2 separate regions of the Homo sapiens genome follow, and region 1 is linked to region 2. Evidence: chromatin loops called from intact Hi-C (ENCODE). Cell type or tissue: HepG2. All regions are shown on one strand. Each heading gives the region's core, and the rest is flanking DNA. Links, peaks and the distances in the headings are about the cores only.

What was found. Hi-C counts contacts between places; a loop is a spot of excess contacts. Peaks named below come from ENCODE experiments on the same cell type or tissue, not always from the same donor. Only the 100,000 strongest peaks of a DNase experiment are listed, where the experiment ranks them.
Region 1: a loop joins it to region 2, with 10 times the contacts of the local background. A loop is called at or near these places in 18 of 110 quality-filtered maps.

Annotation. Positions count from the first base shown.
Region 1 is chr4:112,029,165-112,034,251 of GRCh38, reverse strand. The region is part of intron 1 of LINC02945 (long intergenic non-protein coding RNA 2945); the gene reads left to right. Among named protein-coding and RNA genes, the nearest start is that of LINC02945, 81 kb to the left of the region's middle. In HepG2, for the core only: a CTCF peak has its summit at 2,330 (motif pointing right); no DNase peak of the experiment used is centred there.
Region 2 is chr4:111,845,267-111,850,353 of GRCh38, reverse strand. The region is part of intron 1 of LINC02945 (long intergenic non-protein coding RNA 2945); the gene reads left to right. LOC105377369 (a long non-coding RNA gene) reads right to left here and starts at 4,065. Exons shown (of 4, transcript XR_939077.3): 1 at 3,635-4,065; 2 at 48-128. In HepG2, for the core only: a CTCF peak has its summit at 2,437 (motif pointing left); no DNase peak of the experiment used is centred there.

The DNA of each region.
Region 1 (5,087 bases), core at 339-4,338, 180 kb before region 2:
GTCTGGCATTTCTTTGTACCATGTAAGGTTTTACCACTTAAGTAAAAATATACTCATCTTTTAATATTTCTGGCTGTAAAAAAGCGTTTATCATCCTAAAGATTATTTAAAAATTCACCTATGTTGTCTTCAAGGGAGGTAATGATTTTATTTCTCACATTTGAGTCTTTGATCCATCTTGAATTAGATTTGATAGCAGTCATGAAGGATCCACAAAAGCTTTACTTTTTTGACGATGACAATGCTCAGTTTGAGTACTACAAGGACATACAAAATTAAAAGTAGAACTTCCAATTTCCCTTTGATGGACAAAATCTAAATTTATCTTTTGGGAAATTTTTTCATGATATGAGGTAGGATTTTAGTTTTCTTCTATTTCCCACTCTCATTTTCTTTTATGTTTCTCTTCTTTCTGTAAAACATCTGCTCTTGGGGCTTCTATGAAAGCTTAACAGATTTTCTTCCCAGGAGCCAAGTTATTCCCATCGTATCAGGATTTCACATCGAGATAATTGATTTTAAATGTTGCTTTTTTCACAAGATTAAAATATTTCAACCTAACAATTCATACTGTGAACACTGTTTAGACTAACATCACTAAAATAATTGCCAATCAAGATGAATAGATTTTACTGCTGCTTCAAGATCCCTTTGGAATTTTGACTTCTGCTGTGCATTGGCCAGGGTGATAATTATATCATTTAATCAACATACTTAGTAATGTTTATTAAATATAAAAATATCCATATCAATGAACTTGATATGACCTATTTTGTTATTAATGTAACACAGATAGTATAATTGCATGCACATTTATTGAATGTTTCTTGTGTAGCACTGCAGATCCGCTTGGCCACATCTTTCATTTCAGCCATTGCTGCAGACAACAGTTATGAACAGATTTTTGTTTTTTTTTTTTTGAGACAGCATCTCCCTTTGTTGCCCAGGCTGGAGTGCAGCAGTGTGATCTTGGCTGGCTGCAACCTCTGCCTCCCAGGTTCAAGCAATTCTCCTGCCTCAGCCTCCCGAGAAGCTGGGATTACAGGCATGCACTACCATGCCCAGCTAATGTTTATATTTTTAGTAGTGACCGGGTTTCACCATGTTGGCCAGGCTGGTCTCGAACTCTGGACCTCAGGTCATCTGCCCGCCTTGGCCTCCCAAAGCGCTGGGTTTACAGGCATGAGCCACTGTGCCCGGCCTGTGCACAGATTTTGACCTGTTTTATGTAGGTACAACTGGAAGTGCCTTGCCTCAGTCCATATAAAGCTTCTCTGACACCAGAAGCCTTGGATTCTTGAACACATATGAACAGCCTCCCTGTGTGGGTGAGTTTATGACCCATGGGACAGACCTTGACCAATATGGCATAAAAATGGACAGGAAATGCTCCACCCTTGCATCCTTCCAGAGAGTGATTTGGAGATACGGTACAGTCCATAAGTTTTCTCAGAAGGTCCTGTAGATCCAGGAATCAGTTGCATCCAGGAGTGGCCAATTCTATATTGCATCGTTGTATTGGCTGCCCCTCCTTCTGTATCCATTCTTGTCTCTCCTGCCCCTTCCTGTCCCCCACTCCTGTGATTATAGCTTTCATAAACCATGGATGCATCAGTCTCTGTCTCGGGCTGTTATTTTGGTGTTTCTTAGACTAAAAAACTCATTAGAAAAAGAGTTTAAAAATTATTTCTGATCATTTGTATATTGTGGTTTCCACGAACTATTTATTTTAGCTTAAACCACAGAAAATCTACTAGAAACAGACCTTTGGAATTTTAAAAAAAATCTGCTGAAGACAACTATACTCTGTTCATTTTTAGTTATTTTGCTTTAAAAATTGACTTCCAATCTTCTATTTCTTCCTTTAATAACATTAAATATTTCTTCTTTAGAAAAGAAATCCCATTAACTCAGCAAAAAGGTGCAGGGAATTGACTTGTATGTCAGTTGTTTCACTTTAATTTGAGATAATATAAAGTTATTACTCATTTACTTAGACTGTCATTTAAAATGTAAAGTTGATTTAATCATTGATATCGAATTGTTGTTACTCTTACAGAAGTAAAACACAAAGAATCAAATCCTATGATGCATTCACATACTCACCTCAGAATAAACCAAGGCTTTGGTGTAAATTCATTATGATAAATATTTTAAAATATCTAAGTAATGTAGGAAGGATAAACCAACAATTCACGTAATAGTCGTAAACTTTGAAGCACTGTATTTACCGACAATTTCATTTTCTATGTGAGATTTTCAATATGCTTCTAAATTAGAAATCCTGTGTGCTTTATGGATAAAGAATAGCTTCCCTAAATTTTGGCCACTAGATGTCATGGCAGCTCCATATAAGAAGCCTAGAATGGGGGAGGGTTTGACTACCAAATAGTTTGTTTTCAGACTTCGGCTGCTCTGTTGCACAGAAGTGTATCATTCTGCAGTTTATAAAACCAGCCATTTTACAAAATTAAGGACTACCTCCAGCCAGTGTAAAAATCCAACTAATTTTGGATTTTTTATGTGGCGATGTATATGTTGATAAAGAAAATGGTTGAGAACAATTTAAAACAAATTCTGCTTTTTGACAATGTTGTCATTGCTTTGTACTTACTCTTAACTCCTTTATAACAAATACAACCAACCAACCAAACAACTCAGGGAGCATTGAGAATGAAAGCAAAAGAAAGGTTCTAAAAACCAGCTGGTTTTACATTTTGCCATTAGCTGATAAGATATACCAGCTAATGAGCAAATAAAGAGAATTTATAGCACTTAAATAGCTGAAAAGAAATCATGATCTTCTTATTAGATGATGAACTTATTTTATATTGAAAAAATGTGGTGAATAACTGGGCATAGCTCTTTGGCAATCCATACATGATTGCAAAGGCAAGATGGGGTAAGGTGGTGGTTAAGAACATAGGCTTTGGAGTCCCAAAGCCTAAGGTTTGAGATGTGGATTTTCCCCTACTTGTTATATGATGTTTTATTGCTTCATCTATAAAGAAGAATAGTTGATAATACTTATCCTGAAGGGTTGTTTTAAGGCTCAAATAGGTTTGTGAATATAAAGTTCTTAGCACAGTGTCCTCAGCATTGTAAGCAATCAATAAATAGCTACTCTCATTATAAAGATGAAATTTCATATCAAACACTTTAAAATGAAAAGCCCAATACTTCAAAATGCAAAAAGAGAATAAGCTTTAATCATTTTTCTAGCAAAATATAGTTCTGAAATAGAGGATAGCATAAATAGCCCTCCTAAAGTAAAGCCATCATGGACTTGAGACTGCGTCCATGGAAAGGAGTTGCTTATTGCAGTGATCATTACTAATATCTACAATGTTAAGTCCCCCATTTTTATTATTATGGTTTCTTATAGTGATAACAGTGTCCAGAAAGGCTGCTGATTTCTGATTTCCTACGTTCCACCTGAAGGTTGGCAGTCTCAGTCAGATGGCCCTCGTTGTACTGGGTCCACCTGTTTCCTCTCACTCTGACAGTTTAGCATTTAATGTAGAAAGGGCAGCAGGGCACAATCCCAAGACCATGCCTCACATTCCAGAGGGTCTGAACCAGAGACGATTCCATGACACCTTCTTAATATGCATAAAATAATGTGATATTGGAGGTGCCAGGACAGCAGACATCTGTCTTTAAATGTGCTCTTCCCAAAAATTGATGTATATGATACCCAGAAAAAACCTCATATTTATTTGTGCATATTTGAATAGTAACCTGAAATACTTTCATATTTTAAAAGTGTTTCAGCACATAATATTAACGTGATTGTATTTTCAGAGGCATGAAAGGGACAATTGAAACAAGGGGGTGGGTGTGGTGTGACTCTGGAGGGAAGGACAAGATCAAGGAAAAGTGGTGGAGAGAGACTTTGCCATCCATTAGTATGGCTTTGCCAGCTTCAGTAGGATTTAACATGTTGTTCTCCTACTTGCTACAGGTTTTAGAAAACTTTGGTGTAAAATCTCAACAAAAAGACTGAAGATGGGATACAAAAAAGGAAAGTCTAATGAGTAAAAGGATTTACTTCAATAAATCCCCAAATCCTACCACAAGTGGAATGATCATTTCAAATACTATAAGGCAGAAAATGAATCAGCCATGTACTAACAATTACAGAATGAGACAATGATTCATATGAAAGCCAGCATAATTACTGTGAATATCATATTAGGTTTCAAAATGAGGGAAGAACATTTTAGTACTTTCTTGGCTAAGGGTAAACATAATTGATTTATGATTAATATGAGGGTCCAGCTTATCTGGCGAATATATTGTATTTCATGTAGAAATGAGCTTAAAGGCATTTTTTTTTGCATTTCTGTGTGAAACCTAATACTCGCATGCCAGGGAAGCGTGGAGGAACAGTGGCTGGAGCCACTGACGGACGGAAGCTGAGCATTAGGCATGCCAGAGCGCAGCCCATCTGCCGCACCGCAGTGGCAAGATCCATGCTGTGCCTCAGCTTGAAACGATAGGCAATGGCTTATTTATTCATGTATCGATTTAAAATAAAAATTGGATTTATTGGAAAGAATAATATCTTTCCCCAGGCGATGCTGAGAAAATTTCTCAAGTCCTACTTCATAAGGAAATAGTACATTCTATTCTAGTCCACAGCACACCCCAAACACCCTTCTGAAGTTATGGTTGCACTATGAGCTTCCCATCAATACTGTGTTTTAAGGTTTGGGAGAAATCATGTTTGGATTTCTCTGAAAATAAGAAAAATTACCATGTCCTGTTAGGTTCCTTGAGTCATTGTACTGAAGTGACTATAGTCACTTAGTTAAGTAGAATTTATTTGCTGTTCTGTTTATTTGAGGTAGGGTGGGGTAGTGTTAAGATCAGAAACCCAGTCAAACTTCCTGGGTTTGAATCCAGGTTTGGCCAAGTGTAAGCTATGTGCTTTGGGAGAGTTACTTAATTTATTTCTCAGTTTGCTTATCTTTAAAATGGGTGGTACCTACCTCCTTGGTCAGCTATGATGATTAAATTAATATTTGCAAAGAGCATGGCACAGTGCTATTTGCTAAATAAAAATTATACATTTGGGTCTTTTC
Region 2 (5,087 bases), core at 425-4,424:
TGTCTGATGTTAGGTCATAAAAAGCCTGTGGCTTCTGTCTTGCTTACCTTCTCTTACTCTCTTGCTTGCTCTCCATAATGAAAGTGAGGTGCCATATTGTAAGCTTCCCTATGAGGAAGTCCATGTGGCTGGAAGATAAAAGAGGCCTTTGATCAATAGCTGATTAGTAACTTAAATTTTCAGTCCAACAGCCATGAGGAAGCAAATATTGTCCACAGCCGGGAGTGAGCTTATAAGCAGATCCTCTTTCAGTTGAGCCTGCAGAGAGCTGCAGCCTGCCTGACAACTTCATTGCAGTCTTGTTACAGACTGAGTCAGAGGATCCAGCCAGTTAAGCCACTCTCCTATTTCTGATCCACAGAACTGTGAGATAATAAATGTTTATTGTTTTAAGCCCCTAAGTTTGGGAGTAATTTCTTATGTAGCAATAAATCATTAATACAACCTAAATAGTCTTTGAGCACTTCTATTTTTTTCTAGTGCAACAAGATTTCTCAAATTCAGTTTGTATTTTCCCAGACTCAAACATGAAATAAATATTTTTTTAAGTTCCTGTGGTTTCTTTCAGTGAAGAATGGTGGTTAGAATACAAGACCTGGGCACAAGATGTGCTCATTGCTACAGAGATATCATCATTTCTATATTCATTAGAAATTAGAGCTAGAAAACCATACAACAAAATGGTGAGCTCACACTGAAATTTCCAACTTATATTTAATATTTCATGGTTCTTCCTGAGTTTATTTTATTGGTATATCTTTTATCTCTTATAGAAAAAATGTTGGTTCCTTAACAGCAGAGGGTTAACATTACAAAGAAGTGGAGTAGCAGGTATCATAATGTGGGCAATGATGGTATGTTCTCTGGCTTTCTGGAACATCCATCTTCATTTCTACCACTTAAGATTTATTTGTTTGATCCTGAAGGGCTTTTTGAATGTTAGAATTTTCTTATCCAAAAAAATTTTTTTGTATTATTTTCCAACCTAAAAAATGATCCAGAAACAATAAAATAAAAACATTGGAAATAAATATAGAAAAATATAAAAGAAAATAACTCTGAGTGGTGAACTTGTGGATATGTTTTGTTTATTTTAATAAGAAATAAATATTGAGTCCCTAATATATGCCATTTACTAAGAAGGCACTGAAGGCTCAAAGTTTCTGGCTGGAAGAATTTATATTTTGGAGAGAGAGTTATATAAACATGCCAATATATTTGGTAGGTGATATCATAAAGAGATACACAGCACTTTCTGAGGTTAAATGCTGCCTAAAAATAGATATTATTTTAGTAATACAAACATAATAATTCATTAAGGGAACAAAAAATAAATCTAGGCGGTGAGAGGGGCAAGAGGAAATACAAATGGTAGGAAAATGTTCTTCCTTGAATTGGGGAAGATGTCAAAGGCAAGCTAGTTTATTTCACAATTTTTATCCAATTCTTATTAATTTTAACATGAAAATTTCTCCAATAAAGCGTTGCCTTTTAACCTGTCTGCTTCAAATTAAACTAGATTTCCGTTCTGCATTTTGGTGAATGATAGCATACATGTTTCTGGTCAACTGTAATGTTGTTAAGGAATGTGAAGGAAAATATTGAACAATCTATTCATTTTGTGATTTCCTTAGATGGTTAAGTTCTTCATTTGTTTATATCTCCTTCTAAAAAATTATTGTTATTTAAAAATTTTTTTACATGTGTGCTTTAGCTAAGCTTACAGATGAAGCCTTTTACAAATTTGTACAACCGTAATTTATGATCAAGCTCCCGAGGAGCAGGAGTCAGGGCCTTAGAGCATTAGTCTGTTCAGTATAGTTTATAGAACCCTTTGGGGAAAAGAAAAGGAGAGGGCAGGGACACGAAGGAAAGGCGAATCAAGTGGCATTTACATTTTTCGTTGTTTTGTTATTGGCACTTTTGTTTAAGCTTATTCATATCAGTTTTCTTTTTTAAAATTTATTTTTCATCATTCATACTGGTTTAATTTATGATAATCCTGATGGAGGCAAAAAAGCATGCTATAGAATTGCTTTGATAGAACATAAATAAAAAGTTGACATTTTAAGTCTGTTTGGTAGTCAATATGCACAATTGCAAAACTTTCATTAGTGTCATAGAAATTAATTCTAGGGAAGTGCAGTATATTTACAGCTGGTAGCTCCCCATACTTTGTGGAGTTCTTGCTAGGCAATGGCACATCAGGCTTTGCAGAAGTCAGCCACGTACGACTGGATGAGAGAAAGTTACTGAGGATGGATTCTCATGGGCCATTTACTTCATAAAGGACTTTAATAAAAAAAGTTTAAGAAAAAATTTACTAAGCTCTTTCCCTCCGTTTTAGTTCCATTTCTAGCTCAATCACTGGAGCAATGTCACAGCTTTTAGAGAACATATTCCTGATTTGCAAAGCTGAAATGCGAACCAACAATTTCCATCTACTGGTCACTCTAGGCACTACAGACGCAAAGAATAATAAGACAAAACCCCTGCTTTCAAGCAATTCTCAACCTGAGCCCATCTGGGTCATTACCACAGACACAGACATCTGCTGTAGGAATGTTTTATAGGGCAGTGTCAACCAGTGAGGGCCATGGGATATCACCGGAAAATATCCATTTAGGAGACTACCTTATGGGCTATTTGGCCTCTTTTGTTCTTTGTAACACTTGAAACAAAATGAATTTATGTACTTACTGTCTTGTCATTGTGTGATAGATAACAGTGAAGCAAAGGCCACGAGGAACTAGCCTAGTTCCAAAGCCTTGTAAACAACAATCAATTTCATGTAGGTGTCCACACAAAGTGGTTGTGAGTCATGGTTAAGTGATTGTGACATGTCTGAAAGGCAAACTTATGTCACAGGAAAGAAGAGCTCTCTGGATAGATGGTTCCCTACAGTTTTGTAAAGACATCTGGAAACTTTGATCTGGGAGACACCACATCACAGAGAAATTGTTATCGTCTGAGAGCACACTGGTGATAAAAACCTTTAAACACATATCTTAACTAAATCTTATATGTGCTCAAATTGCCACCTGTTTTGTTATAATTGGAGTTAATAGCCTGCCAGACACAAGGATAAGTGGATGTTCTAGCAGGAAAATGCATGCTTCCTCTCTGATATTTGATTTTGTTTCCAATATTCACTGAAAGTATTGTATTAATAAATTTCACTGAGGATTTTTATGTAATTCCATTGTCCTTGCATAGGATTATAGTAATAATGGAGGTCAAAAAGAAGGCATTTAAGAAAGTTGTAAGGAAATGTACTCATTTACTTGACATAGGATACAGCATTCCCCATGGTCTGGCTCCTAAGTCTCCAGGCCAAATTTTTGTTGTGTCCCAATGTACATTTTTTTTTATTCATCCAAACCAACCAGGTGGTGCCAGTTCTCTAAAGGTCTCATTCCTCCTGATTGCTATACGTGCTGTAACCTCACTGCATGTCTCTTGTGTGCTTCTTAGTAAAGCCTGCAACAGCTAACATAACATTTCCAGAAAGAAAATTATATTACTATTGGCCAAGTTCATCTCATGAGAGGCCAACATTTCTCTTTTTTTCTCTGGTTCTGTTTCTTTTCTCTTCTCTTCTTTGCCTGCACTTCTCTGGACTTTTTGGACTTACCTTGCCTGTGATCATTGGGTTCTCTGAGAAGCAAATATAGAGACTGAGTAGGAGTGCAAGAGTGAAGAACGCAGAAATGGGTGGGGAAATCATCAGATTGCGATGCCATCTGATGGAGCCCAACAGGGAGGTCAGGAGCCATGACTGCTCTCCAGAGGAGTACACATTGGGTGGAAATAGCCGGCCCTGTGAATCACTGTTCAGTCATTGGCTAGCTCCTGCTCCCGGAAAAGAGTGACTTCTGGAAGTTGTCAGTCTCACAATTCACTCCTTGCAGCTGTGCAGCTTGTCTTTTCTTGAAGAATCTCTCTCTGCTACATCCCGCCCCCAGGATCTAAATTCCATGCCTGAGACACAGCAGAATCCTCAACACTTCCCATTTCTAGTTCTATCAGGGTGGTATTTCCCCCCTCTATGTATCAGGAAGGGGCCTTAGATTTTCAGAGTTCTCAGAGTTGAGATAATAAAAATAAATAATCCCTACTCCAGCTGATTTTAACAACCCCTCATAACATGACTTTGTTTCCCTATTTTAAAAGCTCTATCTCTTTACTGTGCCTCCTCTGTCTCTAACCTACTTTGAGAAGAAAAGAAAGAGTGAGGGGGGAGAAGAGAAGAACGAGTCAGATCAGATGTTAACTTCTCCTCGGAAATTTTTCCAGTCATGCACCCTCCTTCCTCTGGGGTGAATTCATGTAAAAAAAAAACTTCTATTAAGTTCAGGGGTACATGTGCAGGTTTGTTACATAGGTAAACTTGTGTCATGGTGGTTTGTTGTACAGATTATTTCATCACCCAGGTATGCAACCTAGTACCCATTAGTTATTTTTCCTGATCCTCTTCTTGCTCCCACCCTCCACCCTCTGATAGACCCCAGTGAGTGTTGTCCCCTTCTATGTGTCCATGTGTTCTCATCATTTAGGTCCCACTTATAAGTAGAACATGTGGAATTTTGGTTTTTGTTTTTGTATTAGTTTGCTGAGAATAATAGCCTCCAGCCCTGCAAAGGACATGATCTCATTCTTTTTTATGGCTGCATAGTATTCCATGGTGTATACATACCACATCAGTTTATCACTGATGGGCATTTAGGTTGATTCCATGTCTTCGCTGTTGAATTAAACTGTTTTTTGACTGTGCTTCCACCTGAGTGTCTCAGTTATAGCATTTAGCAGTTTCTATTCTAGTAGTCGACTTCCTTGTCTGTGTCTTTGCTAGACTGTGTGCTTCTCAGGTGCAGGAAAATTCATTGCCCTTCTGCCTGTCTCTAACAGTCTTGCAATAGATACTTCAGATCTGAACTCTGTGCTGTGACAGCAGTGCCAGGCTCATTGTGATATAAAGCTATATTTTAAGTGTTTTCAAGAGATATTTCCAAACTATTAAAAAATATAGTCAGTGCTCAAAGAGTACTTTTAAAAACTTTTAATAATACATGTGCATTACAAAATTT